Linked DNA regions of Homo sapiens: region 1 is linked to region 2. A link is an interaction called in ENCODE POLR2A ChIA-PET data of the cell type or tissue named here. Cell type or tissue: PC-9. All regions are shown on one strand. Links, peaks and the distances in the headings refer to the core of each region. The heading gives the core; the rest is flanking DNA.

Region 1 (10,588 bases), core at 1,325-9,324, 390 kb after region 2:
TTTGTAAAATGGAGGTAATACGGTTGTGTGAAGATTAAATGAGGTAAAACCTATAAAGTACTTAGAATAATACACAACCCATAAATACAATTCTTATATTTTTGTAGGAAGTTTTTATCCACACTATCCAGGAGGTAAGGAAAATTAAACCTGTTACACACGTGAGGCAGAGACAGTACACTTGAGTACACTTGATGTTTCCCTTTCCTTTAGGTGACTGTCCTTAAGTTGGTTTGCCTTTTCCATCCCCTACGGTTCCATACTCAGCAGCAACCTTCTTTTTACTAGTTCATTATTAGAGTGAAAAAACAACAGTAATGATATCATTAGTTAAAATGGAAGGCTCCCTTTGTTCCAGGCAGTGTTCGAAACTCTTCATTTATGATCTCATTGAATCCTCACAATAATGTAAGAGTGCTGCCTCCACATACTAAAGAAATCAGGACATAGAGAGGTAAAGTAACTTTCTCACAGTCACAAGCTAACGCCTGGTGGAGCCATTGGCAGGTTTTTCTTGTACGTGCAGATGCATGCGCACGCACAGGTCTATTTGGGGAAGCTGCATGAAACACCTTCCTTTGTACATAGGTTAAAGGATGGACAATTCCTTTTGTTTTCAGTGTGTCCTGTGGATTATAATTCTAATCAGAAAGTCCTCGAACAGTTTATTCCTCCCTCAACATTTAGAAGTGATTTTCTTTCAAGTAAGTTTCAAAGGGCTTTCATAAGTGCCATGTCGTAACTGCTACCATCCCTGACATAAAATGTAGAGTAACTTTACCTTGATCTCAATGGAAATAAAAGCAGTATATTTTATTGTTCCTCAGTCTTAGCCAGAATTGCAAGAATACAATTTTGTTTTGAAGAACTACTCTTTAACTCTTTATATCCACATCCACATTTTCTTTTCTTTTTCCTTTTTTTTTTGAGACAGGGTCTTACTCTCACCCAGGCTGGAGTGCAGTGGTGTGATCTCAGCTCACTGCAACCTCCACCTCCTGGGTTCCTGTGATTCTTCCACCTCAGCCTCCCGAGTAGCTGGGACTACAGGTGCGTATCACCACACCCAGCTAATTTTTGTGGATTTTTTTTGGTAGAGATGGGGTTTCACCATGTTGGCCAGGCTGCTCTCTTAACTCCTGAGCTCAAGTAATCTGCCCGCCTCGGCCTCCCAAAGTGCTGGGATTACAGGTGTGAGCCACTGTGCCCGGCCTATATGCACATTTTCTCTTGTTAATTTAACCTTTTAGGAGCAGGTCACCATGCTTATCTGAAATTTCCCATCCATATGGTTCGCCAGAGGTCTTTCATGTTATCCTTTTTTTAGACTTGGATTTAGAAAATAATCCTGCTTTGACTTACTATTTGGGTGATATGATTGCTCTCTTAATTTGTTTCTAGTTAGATAAGTAATTTATAGGGAGCTAATTTTAGTATATAGCCGGATGAAGGAGTTTTCTCAGCCAGACTGACTTAGCAACATTGTCTTAGCCATTTAAAATACATATAAATAAATAATAATTAGGTTTGTCTTTATTACGGTTTTGACTGTGAAATAATAATTAGACCTTTTAGAAAGCTGTATTAAGATATATTTTAACCTAGCCACAACGGAGCACCCTGAAATCCACTGATGATGGATTCTTCTTTCTTGGCACTGCTAGTGGCACTATATTCGGTCTCTACTCTCTGAAAAGAGTGTATGTCTGATCATGATGGCTGTGGTGTTAGAGTAGGTAGGACAAGAGCACTTCCCTGAAGGAGTTCGTGTCAAGTGCTGGCTTTATTAGTCACAGGTATATACATTACTCCTTTCTCTGTATTGTTCCCTCCTTTAAGTGTCATCCAAAGCTGCTATGGAAAAAGATATTGTCGTCAAGTTTGTTTATAATAAAGTTAATGAGTGACTTTGAATTGTGAACCCTGAGCCTGAGAACAAACTGGATCTATATTGAAGTGTCATACATAGTGTAGCAAAACTTATTAACAATACTCATTGTATATTATCTTCAAGCATTTTAATAAGCATATTTAAAACAAAATCTTGATTTTTTTCAACTGTGGACCTCTACACAGCAATAGGAAAGAACTATTCCAACTAGGTTTTTTGTGTAGTAAAACAATAAAGTACTTTATTTACCAAGGACCTTGATTTGAGTTCTTGTTCTGATGTTAGCTAGCTGTACAATGCGTAGACAAGTAATTTAACTACTTCTTTTTTTTTTTTTTTCCTGAGACGGAGTCTCGGTCTGTCTCCAGGCTAGAGTGCGGTGGCTCCATCTCAGCTCACTGCAACCTCTACTTCCGCCTCCCGGGTTCAAGCGATTCTCCTGCCTCAGTCTCCCGAGTAGCTGGGACTACAGGCACGCACTACCACGTGCAGCTAATTTTTGTATTTTTAGTAGAGATGGGGTTTCACCATGTTGGCCAAGATGGTCTCGCTCTTTTGACCTCATGATCTGCCCGCCTTGGCCTCCCAAAATGCTGGGATTACAGGTGTGAGCCACCGCACCTGGCCATCATTTAACTTCTTAAAGTTATTGATTTCTCCCTTCAAAATGGAGATCATGATTGTAATACTGGTCTTACCTCACAATATTGTTTTGAAAATTATTGGCTGGGCATGGTGGCTCATGCCTGTAATCCCAGCACTTTGGGAGGCTGAGGCAGGTGGATCACCTGAAGATCAGGAGTTCAAGACCAGCCTGGCCAACATGGTGAAACCCCTTCTCTACTTAAAATATTAAAAATTAGCCAGGTGTGGTGGTGGGTGCCTGTAACCCCAGCTACTCGGGAGGCTGAGGCAGGAGAATCGCTTGAACCCAGGAGGCGGAGGTTGCAATGAGCTGAGATCATGCCATTGCACTCTAGCCTGGGCAACAAGAGTGCAACTTGATTTCAAAAAAAAAAAAAAAAAAAGAAAAGGAAAAGGAAAATTGTTAATAGTTACAGTAATAATTAAAATTATTTTATTAAGTGCTCTGTGTGTGTTTGTGTGTGTGATTTTCTTTAGTCATCTTACAATATTAGGAGCAAAATGGGGTTCTGCTCCTCATTCTATAGATGAAAACTTGAGGTTTAAATGAGAAAACTGGAGTTCATGTCATCAGAATCTTTTTGCAAACTGTAAAGCTTATGTGAATGCCAGTTATTGTTGTTAGATTGTAATGCTCGAGTCATTCCTATGTGGGTTGGAACCCAACTCTTCTCTGTAGCTGTGTGACAGTAGGCAGATTGCTTCAATGTTCAGAACCATTTTTCCTGATCTGTCAAATACTGTTAATGATGCATACTTCATAGGTTTTTGCAGGAATTACATATCTGGCACATGGCCTGACACACGGTGGCATCCATGAATTTGACTCCTGCTTTTTCAGCTAGGATATTTTCATTTTCTTGATTTTTAAATAGAATGTTGATGGTGATTCAGAGATTTATTTTTCTTTATTTGATTTTAACTTCATAGAACATGATTTTCTGTTGGACATCTTAGCTTAATTACGATTTAAGATCCTTTATTAACTACTCTTTACACATTGATGCTGGTTTGCAAAATAGCTCATAAAAGATCATAATTGATATGAAAAATTTCTATTATTTTTTCCCTAAGTACTTCAATTTTTTCCCACTTATTAAGTGATTTTGTGCAAGTCGAGCTGCTTAGTAAGACCTGTCTTTGTAGTCATTTCGTGTGTGTGTGTTTGCAAGGAGGTATTTTTAGATAGTTTAGCTGAACAGCAATCTGACGTCTTTAGAGGAGACATCAGTTCATTATGTGGATACAAATTCTATGCTTTCGGCTTTTATACACCAAGTCTTAATTTAAATCTGTTTTTCTTGCCTTTTCTAACGAAAGAGACTACATCATGGTATGTATTCTATTTCTTCCTAAGGCTTGCCTTTCTGGTTAACCTTTGCTTAAGAAATGATCAAGGTAGAAATGTCTTTATTTGCTCACAACTTAATATAGATTATAGAAGCATGGGATTTGGGGCTGTATTTAAATATGCCATTATACATTATGCTATACAGTGTTTTTCTATTGCAATGTGATTCAAGGATTTAAAATAGTCATTATGGGGCTCATAAATGCTGCGTTCTTTTAAGAAGAAGAATGTAAAGGCCAGGATGTGGGAGTTCTATACTTCCTATAACTGCACATACTGCTGTATCTGTTAAAAAAAATGCCTTTTTCTTTGTGAAAGATAATTTAATGTTGAGTATGTAAGAGGAGCATGGTTATTTGCTTTCTTACTGCTCTAAATACAGTGTTTATAGGAAGTTATAATATCTTCTTTTATCTGGTTCTCCTCACCCTTTTCAAAATACTGGGAAAACAAGCTCTTAAGGCTTAAGCAAATTCATGTTAGTTGTTTGTGACCCTGATCTCAAAAGAGATAATACCTTTGGTTAATGATATACATAGTACCTTTGGTTAATGATAAACGTCGAATTTTTTTTTCTAATTTTACTACAGCTAATGTTGAGAAACTATTCATATAGAACTTTAAAAGATTTTTAAAAAATAATTTTCCAATGTGTTCTTTATTTCTTTTCCAAAATTTAAGTTATATCTACTACATGTCGAAATGTCAAAGCTTGAGTGAAAACTTTTGTTATTGGTTCAGATGTGTTATCTGCATGGTGTGAAGCATCCAGGATTTAAAGCATGGTTTTTAGTTTTCAGTTTAGTTATTTGATAATGTGTGAATTCACTAGAATTTTAGAGATATTTTAATTATTACAATGGAATTTCTCATATTTTATCTTATATCATAAACATGAATCATTATCAGAGAGAAATGAATTATCTAATGCCAAAGAAAGATGCATCTTAGAGTGTCAGGTTAATAATGGGCATCTGTATGAAGATGTGGAGATCTTTTATTCTTCAAGAAGAAAGCAAATAAGTTTTTTAATATATTGAAGGATCAAACAAGATATTTTTATAGTATGAAAAACAGAAAGAGGAAATCCTAAAGCCAGGACATTTTTTTAAAAAAACCCTTTCTTGTTCTTAAAAATTAGTGGTGTTATGTAACCATTTAAGTATTTAGCTGAAGCCTGATATTAAGTGACTCAGATTCCTAGCTTCTTAATGATGCGTCTTTACAGTGAAATTCAAGCAGTTGCCAGATTCTTAAGCCATGAGTTCATTCTCCACCCCCCTCCCCAAATTTGCATGCAGTAAAAACTGAGAATCTGTGCCAAAAGAGGTGTTAGCACTGAAATTCTTACATGCTAAATGTAACATTTGATTTTAGGCTGTTTCACAGTGAAATTGTATTTTAATTTAAGAAAAATGACCAATGTCAGGCTGAAGTTTCTTTATTGAAAAGTAACATAAAAGCTCTGAAATCTGTCTTCATTGGCTCCTTTTAACTTCCCAATACACCCCACCAGAATAACAGTTGTTTTTTTAGAGTTTTCCCCAATCAATGGAGAAAAGCACCTACCTTCGCCTAACGTAGTAACACAGTAATGTACTAACTCTATCAACTCTACTCTCGTGTAAGCCAAGTATTTTCTTGCCTCAGCCTTGATTTGGAGGGAGAAGCTTATGTAAGCCTTTTCTTGTACACATAACTCCAAGGAATCCTTCAGGAATTGTGAAATTGAGCACCTTAAGAATTTTTCCTAAGGGATCATGGAGAAGTCAGGTTGGAAATATTAAGAATATAGTTAATGCCTACCTCCCACCGCCATGGAGACACACACACACACACACACACACACACACACACACACACACACACACACACACGAATTGTAAATGAAACAGTGCCCTGGTGGGGGATACGCAGTGCCTGACTCCTCTGGATTTCATTCCAATAGACACTTTATCCCTTTTTTCCTGAATTAAGGTGATAAATCTTCATTTTTGGTTCAGTTCACTTCAAAATATCTCATAGATTTGAACCATCATTAACTGGAATATATGAAATATATAAAATTCTTGAAAATTGTTTAAAGACATCTTTCCTTAACTTACTCTTCTACCTGGGTGCGGTGGCTTCACGCCTGTAATCGCAACCCTTTGGGAGGCCAAGGCGGGAGATCACTTGAGCCCAAGAGTTGGAGACCAGCCTGGGCAACATAGGGAGACTTTGTCTCTACAAAAAAACTGAAAAATTAGCGGGGCGTGGTGGAGCATGCCTGTGGTTCCAGCTACTTGAGAGACTGAAGTAGGAGGATCACTTGAGCCCAGGAGGTTGAGACTGCAATGAGCCATGTTCCATTCTGGGTGACAGAGGGAGACCCTGTCTCAAAAAAAGAAAAGAAAAGAAACATACTCTTCTTGTGTTGACTGGAGATTTTTTCCACCTCTATTACTTTTTTTATGTTCCAGTTTTCCATAGTTGGTAGAATACATTAGAATAAGCCCTATTTAGTCATATATGAAGGTATGTATATATCTAGTTTACATGAAGCTATCTAGTTTATAAGCACCAGAGAATCACAGATATCAGATGTTGGCCTTCAAGTGAAGAGGACACATAACAAATATCAAAGTTTATGTCTGATTTATTTGGTGTGTTTTGTTATTGATGTTTTGGTTACTATTTTCTTTTATTGATTTTAATCTGAATTCTATGAATTACAGTCTAAAGGGAGGATTCCATCTCAGGAGGTTTGCTAATCCTGTTGATAAAATTGAAAGCATTAAAGAACAGAATTTATTTACAAAGCTACATTAATTCAAATGACAAATATCTATCCAAGTTCATATTTCACTTGAACTTTTATTAGGTTTCTATGTTTGGAGGAAGCACTAGGTGTTTCTCAAGTTCCTTAAGAGATTTATAAGCAAAAGTGTAGACGTTTAAGCAAACTTAACTTTAAAATATAAATGAATTCCTATTTTACATTCCTGTGGGGCTACATGTATGTAACTATTTTAAGTAAGGCTTAGCTCAAAAGGAAGAGAAATCTTGAGACCTTTTATCTACTTACCCCATGTGTTTATTGATTTCAAGAATCACTGTCTCATCACAGTACGGATCAGAATATTCCCTCCCTCATCATCATTGTCATCTTGATCATCATTGTTGTACTTGTATGTGTTAACTTGTAAGCACTCAATGAGCAGGTGAAAAGTTTTGCAAAGTTTTGCCCACAAAATGAGACATCAATTGGTTGATTATAATTTTAAAAATTAAGACTCTATATTTAATTGCCCACTGGATATTTTGATGTGGATGTTGTCACAGATTTGACATGGCTAAAATACAACTCTTAACACTTAACTGTTCCCCCCAACCACCACCACCACCACCACCACCACCACCACCACCACCACCACCACCACCAAATACTAACCCAAACCAACCAACCAACCATGCAGTCAACAAACTATTAGAGTCCCTAGTTTTCCTCATCTCAAATCACTGGGGTTGCCATCTATGCACATATTGAAACCCCAAACCTATGGATTATCTTTGGTTCCTCAGGTTGCTCAAACCTCTGTATCCTTCAGCAAGTCTTATTTCTTCTACCTGCCTCACCATGAATTGATGTTCTTCTCTCCATCTCCATTATTACCACCCTGGTCCAAGCTACCATCGTCTCACTTGTACCATTCCTAATGTTGTACTGTTCCAAATACCTAATAGTACTTGTACTATTCCTAGAGTTCCCCTTATTTCTCATCTGCCCTTCTTCTGCATGCTATTCTTCACATTTATAAAATATAAATCAGACTTATAAAATGTAGATCAAACTGTTATTTCTGTGATTTTAAAACTCCTCAGTAGCTCTCTATTGCACTTGGACTAGAATGAATCTCCACTCCCTGGAGAACTATGCATGAACTAGCCCCACTTGTTCTTCTTACCTCTCATTGGACTTTTCTCCATCTTACCCACTCTGCTTCCATTGCTTTGATCCTCCCTTTGTACATTTAACAGACCAAGCCATGGAGCCTTTTCCGTAGTTGTTTCTTTTGCTCAGAATTTTATCTGTGATGCTTACCTGGCTGGCTTCATGACTCTCAGATCTCAGCTATAGGAGGTTTTCCTCGGGCATTTCTGTTACACCATATTATTCTAATTCTCTGCCAAACATTGATTATTATATTTTGGGTTTTTGTTTGTTGTTGTTCATGTTATTACTGCTTGATTATTATGTCTTTCCCCACTGGAATGCAAGCTTCGTGAGAGTATGTACCTCATCTATTCAGTTCATCACTCTGTCTGTAATGTCTAGGATGTGTTTAATATAAAAAAGCCATTTGATAAGTAATTATGGAATGTGTAAGAGGAAAATTAATAAGAAGTACAAAAATGCAGGTATAGGCAACATGTCAGTAAGCTTAGAATTAGTAGATAATTGTTTCATCTTGAGAGGATTTTTTTTTTCTCTTTTGACTAGATTAAACTTAGATAAAATCAAATTTGGGTATAAAGACTGGAGGCAATAAGTAGCCAGTAAACATCAATCACTGAATATCCACATTAGCAATCTTAATGATAAGTTAAGATTAACACTGTTAACTATTGCTATTGTTATGTCATGTGATTCTTTAATATTTAACATTTTAATAAAATATGGAAATAAATATTGTTTACCTAAGCAGCAAAAAAATTTTGATATAAGCTTCTTAGGAATTTTAGATGATACGGAATTTTAGAAATACAGACATTCTATTTAGGAAGAATATTAATATGGATTATTTTGAAGATCAAACTGTCTTTGAAGGCCTTCAGTGTAATTCAGTGCCAAAAATCACGTAAAGCTACTTGGATGTCTCCTTGAGTGATAGGACTTGACTATAAAGCATTATGAAAGTTATATGCTTCTCTAAGAGCAATTATATTTAATGTATGTATATCATGGAATTGAAGTAAAAATATGTTAATTTTTGTTTACATGCATAATAAATTGTTAATAAAGAATTCCAAGTTACTTTTCCTTCTTAGGATTTATGGGGGTTTGTGGAATACTTGTCTTTAAAATTAATAATAGTTTACATTGTAGAAAATTTGGAAACTACTCAAATTAATATTTTTCTGTGATATAAAAGCAAAATCTAAATTCTACTTTAAGCAGTGGCATAGCTAATTCACCTCTCTTGATATCGGTTCCTACAGCTGTGAAATGTGAAGATTATACTAAATGAATCCTCAAGCTCTTCCAGGTCTATGATTGTGCTTTATACAAAAACTTGTATTTGCATAATGCTTTATATTACCAGAATTCTTTCACATCTGTTTTCCATTTGTTCTCACAACTGTCTTGTTAGGTAGGCAGTACAGACCTTGTTATGTCTGTTCCACACTTGTGAGTAAACTGAACTACTAAGAATTTAAAATTATTTTCTTGAGTTAAACAGCCATCTTGGAACTAGCCATGTATTCTCTCTATAATTTCATATCATAATCTTTGACCTCCTGATGCTAATTCCTGGTGATGTTAAGTACTTAGTCAAAGTAAGTATCCATATTTCATAAGTTACCACTGCAGTAACTTGAGAATTTTAAAAATCTGACCTTGGAAATTTGGTTATCCACTCACATAATCTGTAGGAAGCCAGTACTAAAGTATTGTAGCGATTTGTGATATATACCTAATCACCTTTATGGTGCTTCCAGCATATCAAATTTTTACTTTTTTAAAAAGTTGAATAGCTGAATACAGAGGCTTCTCTAAAGTACCTTCAGGTTAGGTTTTGAAAGGCGATTTTTAAGTTTGTTGTCCAGATGGCATACCTCACTCCATTCTAACTTGTCTTCCTACTTCCATTCTAACCCCTTACAAGCCATTTTCCCCACCCCCTGCCAGAATGATCTTATAAAACAAAACTGGGTCTTGTTAACTTCCTGTTTAAAAAACCCAGTGACTTCTCATTGCACTTACAGAGCCTACTTTTTGGTAGGCTTAATCCCTACTGCCTGACCCCATTTGTACCACTCAGCCTTTCTCACGCCTTACCTTCCAGTGCATGAACTCCTCAGAACCGTCAGATTCTGAGTGCATGTTTTCTCCCTCAACATTCTCACTCTTTACCTTCCAGTCACCTTGAAATTGTTTCTCGACCATTCCTAGGTTTATCCCACCTGAAGGTCTTTACTCTGGATATTCCTTCTGTCTGTAAAGCTTTCCTTCCACATCTTTGGCTGGATCCTTTGTATTTATTCACCTCTCACTTCAGATGTAATTTTCTCAGAGCAGCCTTCTCAGATCACCCAGTCTTAAATAGTATCCTCTCCATTCCCAGCCATCACCATCTATTACATGCTCTTCTTGTGGTATTGTCTCTACAGTACTTACTGATAGCTGAAATCTTTTTTTAAAATTTTTTATTGTTACATATTCCTCCTTTCCCCTTCTCCCCTCAAGCCCCTCCTCTCTTTAAGGGTGTAAGTTTCAGGGAGCAGGGATTTTGCTAATCCTAGTCATTGCCATATCACTAGTTCCTATAACAGTGACCGGCTTGTTACAGGATGTCAGTAAATACTTGTTGGATAATTAAGTAGATGAATGAATCTTATGGTTCTGAGTAACTTTATATATCTTCATCTGACAGGCTTCTTGTTGAGATCTATGATAGGAAGTTAAAAATATGTTGAGTTCAGAAGTTTTGTCATTA
Region 2 (10,588 bases), core at 1,659-9,658:
TTGTGCCACTGCACTCCAGCCTGGGCAACAGAGTGAGATTCTGTCTCAAAAAAAATAAAAAAATCAGCTCTCGTGAGAACTCACTATCACGAGAATAGCATGGGGGAAATTGCCCCATGATCCAAACTCCTCCTACCTGTCCCCTTCCTCGACATGGGATTATAATTGGAGATGAGATTTGGGTGGGGACACAGAGCCAAACCATATCAGGGGTCTTATTGGGAACTGAATATGTACAGATTGGGTGGGCCCAGGCTGTGAAGAGCTGTAAGTGTGGAAGAAAGAACAGTTTTAACTTAATGGTTTGGGTGATGTGTGCTAGCGTAGATTTTAGAGTTGGTGAAGGAAATGATCATGTGGTATTTTAAGAAGTTTGAGGTTTTAGGTAAAGTACATAAACTAGGGCAGTGTTGTCCACAGTTGCACTATTTGTGAGCTCCTGAGTCTGAGGTTTCAGGGGACATGGTCAATACAGAGAGAGGGTGGTTCAGGACAGCAGGACGAACATTTGAGCACCTAATGTGTTGGGTTCTATGCTACACGTTTCAACACATTTTTCTCACAGAAAACTTGTGCTTTAAATGGCATTTAAGCCTCACAGAAGCTCTGAACTAAGTACTATCCCATTTTACAGACATAGCAACTGAGGCCCAGATTGAGTTGCTGAGGTTCCACAGCTGGTAAGTGACGGTGGTTGTATTCAAGCCCAATCTGACTTCAGAGCCCTTGCTGTCATCTTATTGTTGCCCTTTGTTGAATTATCAGAACCACAGCTCTTGCGATTCTCTAAACCTTGTAGACAATTTCTTGTTCGTGGAAGTTTAAGTTAAGCAGAAGTCATGTGTATATGAATCAAGGCAGCATATTTTGTGTGTGCGGCAATCTGACCTAAAACCTTGAAATTGGAATGTCCTAGGCATTTAACACTCCCAGGAAATGGACCCATCCTTAGAGGCTACAAATTAACCAGGCTGATCCTGTTGATTCAACAAGCTGTAATAGCAAAGAAAACTCAATAATCTTCTAAAGATTTATAAAACAAGGTATTTCATTTGTTACTCTATCTTGAAAAATCTTCACAGGAAAGTAGTTTGGGTAAACAAGATATTGACAAGGTAGAAATGAATAAATGATTGTTTCTAACTTCTCATATGAGTGCAGCAAGGGGAAAATGATAATGGCATATGGCCTCTACCTCCTTTCTTTCTGGAGACTGGCTGTCCACCTTAACAATTGTCTGCAGCTCCTTACTCACCTCCCATGTTCTTCTATCCGCAAGTCCCTGTCAGAAGTTTCCGAGTTACCCAATTAAGTTTCTGTGGGAGGCATGTAACCTGCTGTTAGTGGTCTGGAGAGGGTGGCAGGAAGGTGCCGGGCTGGCAGCTCTGCATTGATACCCTGGCTGCCGTTGGACACTCAGTGTGGTGTGGGCACTCAGGAGGGTGGCGATAGGGCAGTGCTTTTCTCAGCTGATGGAGGAAGTACAAACATATCGCAGATCCATTCTAATAGGAGAATTTGATAAATTATTTGGACAGGAAACGTATTTCAAAATTGATTCTCCTTAGCTTGAGAGAAAAGAGGGTAATTGATGTCAGCATCCATAAGGTTTGTAAAGTTTCTCAAACAGGCATCTTAAGTGGAATGACTATATTTAATATTAGTGTTTCTCTCAGATTTTCATTTGGAACTCTGAAATGAGGACCTGATTAATCTGAGACAATAATGGTTTGCAGGAGAACTTTTAAAAAAGGTAACTATACAACGTAGGCTTTTTGGTTTGTTTTTCTAGAGATATTTAGTCAAGGTAACAAAACCCTTTGGGAAAAAAGATGTTAGCATTAAGAAGAGAAATTTTACCAAGTAATCTTACTAAACTGACAGGTATCCATAGCATATCTCCCTTTTCCTTAAGGTGTATGGGAGGCCAAAGTGAGGCTCACCATGGTTCAGTTGTCAGCGTTGGGGTACAGGCATGCCCCACCTTCCTATTCCTTTTCTTTAGTTCCCATGCCCAAACTCCAAGTCCTAAGAAGAGCAGATAGTGGATTAGGCTTTTCATAGGTGTTTAAATCAGTCAATCTTAGGTTCGTATTTTTTAGAATACTTAATTTCTTAAAAGTATTGCTACATGTATGTTACTGCAAATAAGTGTATGTATGAAACCTGCTATGCATGTGAACTTGATAAAATTGTGAACTTAAAAAACTTACTTGACAGATTTCACTATTTACTAACTTCTACTATTAAGGTATGGCTAGTAAGAAATAGTATTATAAAGAAGCATACATATAATTCAGTGTTTGTTTATTGTGGTTCTATAGATGCCTAAAAAATAGTCTTCCCAGCCAGGCACGGTGGCTCACGCCTGTAATCCCAGCACTTTGGGAGGCCGAGGTGGGTGGATCACTTGAGGTCAAGAATTCGAGACCAGCCTGGCCAACATGGTGAAACCCCGTCTCTACTAAAAATACAAAAAATTAGCTGGGTGTGGTGGTGGGTGCCTGTAATCCCAGCTACCCGGAGGGTGAGGCAGGAGAATTGCTTGAGCTCAGGAGGCGGAGGTTGTAGAGAGCCGAGAATGCACTACTGCACTCCAGCCTGGGTGACAAAGTGAGACTCTGTCTCAAAAAAAAAAAAAAAAAAAAACCCAAGAGGAATGTTAAATTGAATTCCAGGGCATAGTGTGCAGGTATGTATTTCTGTGACAAATCCAAACATAGTTTTCTAGATCTTAGAGTTCTTTAAATTCTGAAAACTTAGAGATTGACTGATAAGCCAGATCATAATATGTTTACACTGCCCAGTCTCTAATGGGGTTGAGTTTCCTTTGGAAAGATGATCAGAAATCTCCAGTCACCAGAACTTTAGCTTCAACTCTCTGACCCTGTGCAAGTTCAGGCCTGATCAGGGATGGCCAGCAGTGGCCCCGGTGGCCCTTGAATTGTAACTAAAAGTAGTTGATGATATTTTTATCTCTTTCCAGCATTCATTTCTTTTCTTGAATATTTAGACTTCCCTCTAGTTTGTTCTTCCTTTAAAAGGTGTTTATTCTTTAGTAAATAAGTAAGTAGCTACTAAGTGATATAGTTAGATGGAGGCAATTGGATTGATTCAGGGAATTGTGTGTTATGTATTTAGTAGCCTGAGAATATGTAATTCTTGGAGTTTTTTCTCTTTTGAAAAGGTTCTGCTGGTTCTTTTCTGTTCCTGGGGCCTGCATGCATAAAAGTCAGCAATCCATGCTGTAAGGAACACAAGATGCTCATCGACTCTTGTCATTTGCTTGTGCTTAATCTGTCTCATTTTCATTCAGCAAGTAACATTTTTCAAATGCCAGCTCCTGTGCTAGAGGCTAAGGATGCAGAGAGAAGATTCAGCCCCACTTTCAAGGAATGGACTCCCGCAAATTCTTGTCAGTTTGTCTCAATCTGTGTACTCATTGTTCTTTCGTCTTTACTCAGGTCTCTACCTCAGATTCTGCCTCTTTGCTCCAGTGATTTAAAAATGACTTGTGAGCCTATAATCCCAACATTTTCAGAGGTCAAGGCAGGCAGATCACTTGAGGCCAGGAGTTAGAGACAAGCCTGGCCAACACAGCAAAACCCTGTCTCTAACAAAAGTACAAAAATTAGGTGGGTGTGATGGTGCACACCTGTATTCCAGCTACCCAGGAGACATGAGAATCGCTTGAACGCAGGAGCCATGTGTTGCAGTGAGCCGAGATTGCACCACATCACTCCTGGGCAACAGAACAAGACTGTCTCAAAAAAAAAAAAAAAAAGTAAGAAACTTTGGAGGCCAAATGTAGTGGCTCACACCTATAATCCCAGTTCTTTGGGAGGCAGAGGTGGGAGGAGCACTTGGGGCCAGGAGTTTGAGACCAGCCTGGGCAACATAGCAAGACCCCATCTCTACAAAAACGTTTTTTTTAATTAGCCAGGTGTGGTGGCACATGTCTGTAGTCCAGCTACTTGGGAGGCTGAGGCAGGAGGATCACTTGAGCTCAGGAGCTTGAGGTTACTATGAACTGTGATCAGACTTCTGCACTCCAGCCTGGGCAAAAGCAAGACCCTGTCTCTAAAAAATAAATAAATACAAAGACTTGTGCTGATTTTTCATGTTAGTATTTTTTAGTTTTACATTTCTCTTGCATGCTTACTTTTAAAATAATTGAGCCAACCTCTCTGTCCCTTTTTGTTATTGCATGTAAATCTACAGCCTTCTGATATAACCTAAGCTTGCAGAATCTTCCATCCATCACCTTCCTAGTATGCCTCTTGGCCCTTATTCCAGCAGTTAGTTGCTTAAAACAAAGCACTTTGTGTTGGTAGTGGTACTATATAACTTATAGTCTATGCACTGTTGGGGATTGACACACTCTTCCCTTCCCTACCACTGCAGTGGGAAGATCATTTAGAAGACTAAGTTCGATTTGAACCTAGGGTCCAAATTACCTATTGCAAATCAATCCTCCTCCTCCCCTTGCCCTTTGCAAAAGCTAGAATTCACTGTGAAAGGTGACAGGCATACGTTCAACTCATTGTCTCTATGTTGACATATGGTCAGTATGAGAGAAAGGTCTCTAATATAGATCTGTCCCGTGGCATGACCAGCATGTTGTGGATTTCTGACAAATGCAAAGCAGTGAAGGAGTTTGAGCTCAAAATACAAATATTTGAAGTGTTCAAATTTCCTTTTTTTTTTTTTTCCATAAGGACCAGACTCATTGATGGCAAGTCGTCATCATCTTGATATAAATTTATAACACAGGATGAACAAGACCTTGGAGGAGCTTGTAAAGAGAAGTCACTGAAGCCTTGTATCTTTAGTTGTCCGTTTTGGAGACTGTATATATGCATGTGTAAGAAGCGTAGGGGTGAAAGGGTCATGAAAACCTTTGGTTGAAAATGGTGATGGGGTCATTATGTGTGTAAGAAAATCTTTGTACTTTTCAGTTAACAATTCTACAAAATGAGAACTGTCTTGGGAAACTGGGCTTTATGAATTCAAAAATATACTTTATCAAATTCTTTATCTCTCATGTTTAAAATTATTTGAACAGACAAATAAATGTTGAACATCAGACTTTGCCTGATTGCTGTTCCTTTCAATGGGAAAAATATAAATCCTGATAATAGGGTTTATATCTTTTTAAACCCTTATATTTTTATAAACCCTGATAATAGGGAAAAATATAAACCCTATTACCAGGGTTTTTCCTACTATTTTTCCTACTATTCCCCCTTGGATAATAGTAGGAAAAAATGTTGGTCCGCACGAAGTTTTCATTCATCTCACCACTCTCTTTCCCATTTGTGAGAAGGAATACAAAGCTGCACAGGACAGAGTCCAAGACTAGGGAGTCAGATCACCTGTTAAAATTACAGTATTGCATCATGCATCTTTGATTTGTATTTGCAGCCTTCCCACTACTTGGATTAAGTCGTAAAAATTACAGGTAACCATGGTCCAGTGGCAAAGCTGTATATCTCTTTGGGTTCTTTGTTGCAATTAGCAACTCTTGTTAACTTAAACAGGAGGGACTTTAGTGAAGGAATATTAGGAATGTATAGAATTGATGAGAAGTCAAAAGAATTAGGGTTCAAATAGGCAACAAGGCAATTCTGGAGTTCCAGGAACCATGGACTACTTGAAGGTGTTTGTACTAAGTCCCACCAGGCCTTGTACTAATTGCTGTCTGGGCAGGAATATGCTGGTGCCAACCATTTTTGGTCTTCTGTGCTGGTACTAACAAGGAATTCCCAGGGAAGGAGCATCCAGCTGGCATAGCTTGGGCCATACAAACACACTGTGATAGAGGAAGGATGGACCCGATTGCAGTCTCACCGGGCCTTGTCTAAGAAAGATCATTCTTCAAAGGAAAATTCGGATGGATTTATTGGAGGAAGTTATTTAAGCAGCCAAAAGAATCAAGCAGTCACCCCAGGATAGTAGAAAGGAGTAAGGACGGAAGCAGCCAGTACTAATTTTCCTTGGTAAATGAGGGTTAGAAGAATGTGCATATGTGCATTGGCTTTGAGGCAGGTCTCTCTGTCTCTGGCTCTCTCTATCCTCCCCCTCCCCCACCCATCCCTCCCAAGCAGTTACACTTTGATTTGTTTTGAGAAATTAGGTCTTTAAAAAAGTCCTTGTGACTGCTTCAGTGTTTACCCTATTTACCCTATGGCATAATTTACCAGTTGTTAAATCTGCTCTATCCATAACTGCCTGGCTGTCAAGAATTTTACATTTAAATGTATTTATCAGTAGTGAAACTTTGACCTTTTGGACTCACCTGGATAAATAAACCCATCCCTTTGTGTTTCTTTTTCAGCATCCAGTCCTGGATGAGCCAATAGCTGAAGCTGTCTGTATTATCGCAGACACGGATAAATGGAGTGTGCAGGTAGCTACAAGTCAGAGGAAAGTGACGGACAACATGAAACTAGGCCAGGATGTCCTGGTCTCTAGTCAGGTGTCCAGTTTGCTTCAGTCCATTTTACAGCTCTATAAGCTTCACCTCCCTGCTGATTTTGTAAGTACTGGTTCTTATATCACCAAAGAAATCTAGTTTTAAAATGCTTTTAACGACATTTTGATTATAAAATCACAAATTCAAAAGTACTGTTTTAATATAATTGGAGATTAGCATAACTAAAACTAGAACATGCAGCATAAAACTCGCAACAGGATAGATTTCAGTAGTAATAGCTCTTCCGTGAAACAAATAACAAGGAGCGGCACTGGAATTTTTTGGAATGAGGTATATGGTGCAGTAAATAAGGAATGGGTGGAGAGATCAAGCATAAAAGGAAACTGTAAATCATCCACTGGAGAACTCATGAGTTCTCCTTTTATTAGATTGATATTTTAATAAGTAGGCCAGTTTCTGAAGGGATTGTAGTTCCTTTTATTAAGCAAACATTTTCACAAAGGTGTTAAGGATAAAATAGAATATCATTTGTGTAAACATTTCCAACATTTCCAGCTTTAAAGTACTATACACATGTAAGATTATATCAATTGTTGCTTTTTTTTTTTTTTTTTTTTTGACAGAGTCTCACTCTGGAGTGAGTAGTGCAGTGGCATGATCTCTGCTCACTGCAACCTCCGCCTCCTGGGCTCAAGTGATCCTCCCACCTCAGCCTCTTGAGTAGTTGGACTAGAGGCATGTGCCACCATGCCAGCTAATTTTTGTATTTTTTGTAGAGATGGGTTTTGCCATGTTGCTCAGTCTGGTCTCGAGTTCCTGGGCTCAAGCAATCCGCTTCTTTCCAAATGGGATTTTAAAATCACTTTCGTAACAATACTTTAAATACAAACAACAGACAGAGCCTATACACTCTTAGAAAAGTATCAGTAGCTCCCCCCAGCCACTGGAATTAACATGCATGACAAAATCTTCTCAGTATCTGCGTATGTGCAGAGAAATTGAAAGAAAGAGAAAATACATTTAGAGAGGGAGGGGGAAAGGTTTCAAAAGAAGAAAAGCTTTTCCAGTGGTGATGAACACTTAAAAAGAGAGAGAGAAGCTTAAGGGCATATGGCATATAGCTGGGTAGAGCTTGGATGGGCTGACCTCAGAGACAGGTGTGTGAGGAAAGAGTCTGCTTTCTCTGCTGTTCCCTCCTGTCTGCACAGCGCTGTTCTCTGCAGCACAGCCCCAAACCAAAACATCTGTTATCTGCTTCCTGGCCTCCAAAAATGATGCAAACCTGTTTACCCAACAAAGCAGGAAGTTTTTAAATATTAATTACCTACGCTAATTGCTAATGTAATGGTCATTGTCCTGGGTTTTTATGACCAAATCTATACTTGTACCCATTCCTCAAAAAGAGTCTAGACTTTTATGACTTTGAAGAAGGTGCTCTGAAATACCGTCTGGTTGTTATCAAAGTCGGGACAGTGTGGCAAGGCAGGAAGACCACTGAGCGTAGCTGGGTTATGGTCTAGGCTTTGCCGTTGGTTAGTTGTGTAACAATGGACAATCCCGAGTCTCTCCGAACCTCAGCTTTCTTAGTTGTAAAAGAAAGATAGTACCTGTTCAACAAGGGTGCTGTGAGAATCTTCTGAAAATTAGGGATATAACTGCTTTTTACTGCTAAAGCACCATGCCAATATTATAAAATACTTTAAAAGCCATATATGTTAGCTTTAGAGCCCCATAACCTGGGGTCAAATCCAAGTTCTGCTACTTCCTAACCATGTACTCTTTCAAAGCCTTAATTTCCTTATCTGCAAAGCTGGGGAAATAATAGAACCTATCTCCTATGGTTATGAAATTATATTAGAGAATGAATGTAAAGCACTTGGAATAGTGTTAGATGTTATAAGCACTCAGTAAACAGCTACTATTAGTATGATAGTCAATAACAATTAGTTTCATGAAACAATATTAATGGTTGCAAAGACTGACAACACCTTTTTTCCAAACTGTTTATTTGGGCTTTAAGCTGAAGCGTACTCTTGCAAGACATCTGTCCTGGGGCAATATGAGAAGCACTTGTGGATTATTATGATCTTATTTTTTGTTATACAGTAGTAGGCAGTTTCTCCTTCTAAAAGCAGGTTGAGTTATGCTGATTTAGAGGTTAATGTTTCCTTTTCTGTAAGAGAAGTAATGTATATTAGACTTCATAGTTTACTTCATAAGTATTTGCCAAACTTTTATATTTCATTCTATAATACATACGTCTTGTCACAGTTGATATCTTGGTTATCAAAGCAATAAATTGTTATAGTTAATTCTTTTTACTTCCTTTGGACAGAAGTGTGTTCAAGCACTTACTAGTGTGAATGACTTATTTAACCTGACAAAACCAAGATCAAAGAAAATTTTATCTGCAGTTTAAAATTCTCCTTAAAAAAAATCACTTGAATGAAACCTGTGATTAAATGGCTTTTAGAACCTTCAATACAAAAAGAGAAGGTAGCTATTTGAAATTTTAGAAGTTAAAAATTGGAGAAATCCATCTCAGGAATAAAATCCCAGAAAGAGGAGTTTAAAAAGCCCCCAGCATGGTTCAATGGAATAATCAAGTCTTTTAAAAAATGTTTTCTTTTTTTTTTTTTTTTTTGAGACAGAGTTTCATTTTGTCACCCAGGTTATAGTGCAGTAGTATGATGTTGGCTCACTGCAGCCTTGACCTCCTAGGCTCAAGCAATCCTCCCACCTCAGCCTCCTGATTAGCTAGGACTACAGGTGTGTGGGCCACTATGCCCAGGTAATTTTTTAATTTTTGTAGAGACAGAGGCTCACTATGTTGCCTAGGTTGGTCTTGAACTCCTGGGCTCAAGTGATCCTCCTACCTCAGCCTCCCAAAGTGCTAGGATTACATGCGTGAGCCACTATGACTGGCTAAAAGTTGTCTAAATGCTTTGATTTCACGTCTAGTATATATTTCATATAGACCACAGTTCTTATTTCCACACTGCATCATACAGTTTTCATATAGGCTGTGAACACTGTAATTACTTTTTCCAAACAGAAAGGGTTCAATGTAATATGAATATTATTTTTAATATTTTGTGACTCTTACTAAAAATTTTCTATTTCACTCCATAAGGAACTGAAAGCTAATAAAGATCCTTTTACCACCTTGTTTACTTGGAGGAGCATTTCCATGAGAATTGGTGAAATCCTCCTTACTTTATTACTCTTAGTCACTTAGCAGTTGTGTTTCATCCACCTGACACAATGTATTTAAGATTTTAAACCAATGAAAAACTGAAAAGATTGCATCTCTGATAGATATTTTTTCCATGTCGTTGATCAGCCCAGATGGTCAAGATCAACATTTTCAAATGCATCTGTTAATCTTTTTACCTTGAAAATAACAGGCCTAATGGTCTAGAAGAAAATTAGGTATGATGGAATTACCCTTGCCAAAGCCATCAGGTGTCTTACTGAAGATGCTCGGGTATCTGCCTGCCAAATGCAAAAGCATTTGCCTCTGGTGAAAGACACAGATGGTTGCTATTCTCTAAAAAAATGAAGCTGAACACTATTCCAAGGGTAAAGATGTCCTGAAAATAATTGCCTTTTCTTTATTGTTATTAAAGACCTAGTTAAAATACATTCTTGAAAGCAAAAGAAAAAAAAGTTGTGGGGGAGGTTCAAAATGACCTGTTCCCGTCAGTCTCCTCTGGAAATGTACTGGGCCAGAATAATCTGAGCTATTGGGGGAAAAAAACAAAAACCATACTGTTTACTAAATTATTTATAACAAAAATGCAATTTGCTATGTGGTTACGTGTAAATTCACATTCTCAATATTGTTTAGCTATAAAAATTATATCAAGAAGTTCTTAATATGGGAAAGGATTATTATAAAGTTTTTTAAAGGCAAGAAACACTTTTGGAATGATTTCAACTATGAAAAAAATACTTGTTTAAAAAGACTAGAATAATACATATGTAAATCTTAATAGTTAGCAAAAGTAAACTTTGTTTTACAAGAACCTATTCTTATACCTGGTAGTGGTAGGGTTTGAGATGGCTTGTGATTTTTTAAGTGTATTTGAAACTGATGAGATAAAAGCTGTGTAGTTAGAAATGAATTAAGAAAATTCTGACTCTTAAAAT

What was found. ChIA-PET counts read pairs that join two places held together with the same protein. Peaks named below come from ENCODE experiments on the same cell type or tissue, not always from the same donor. Only the 100,000 strongest peaks of a DNase experiment are listed, where the experiment ranks them.
Region 1: POLR2A ChIA-PET joins it to region 2 with 15 read pairs; 2 of 35 experiments call an interaction of 5 or more read pairs at or near these places.

Annotation. Positions count from the first base shown.
Region 1 is chr4:159,278,772-159,289,359 of GRCh38, forward strand. All of the region lies in intron 7 of RAPGEF2 (Rap guanine nucleotide exchange factor 2), which reads left to right. Among named protein-coding and RNA genes, the nearest start is that of MIR3688-1, 160 kb to the left of the region's middle. In PC-9, for the core only: no CTCF peak of the experiment used is centred there; a DNase peak (open chromatin) is centred at 5,090; H3K27ac peaks cover 796 bases.
Region 2 is chr4:158,885,109-158,895,696 of GRCh38, forward strand. It overlaps FNIP2 (folliculin interacting protein 2), which reads left to right. Exons shown (of 17, transcript NM_020840.3): 15 at 6,338-6,538. SPMIP2 (sperm microtubule inner protein 2) reads right to left here. Exons shown (of 5, transcript NM_152543.3): 5 at 8,026-8,609. The coding sequence ends at 8,595. Among named protein-coding and RNA genes, the nearest start is that of FNIP2, 120 kb to the left of the region's middle. In PC-9, for the core only: no CTCF peak of the experiment used is centred there; a DNase peak (open chromatin) is centred at 2,713.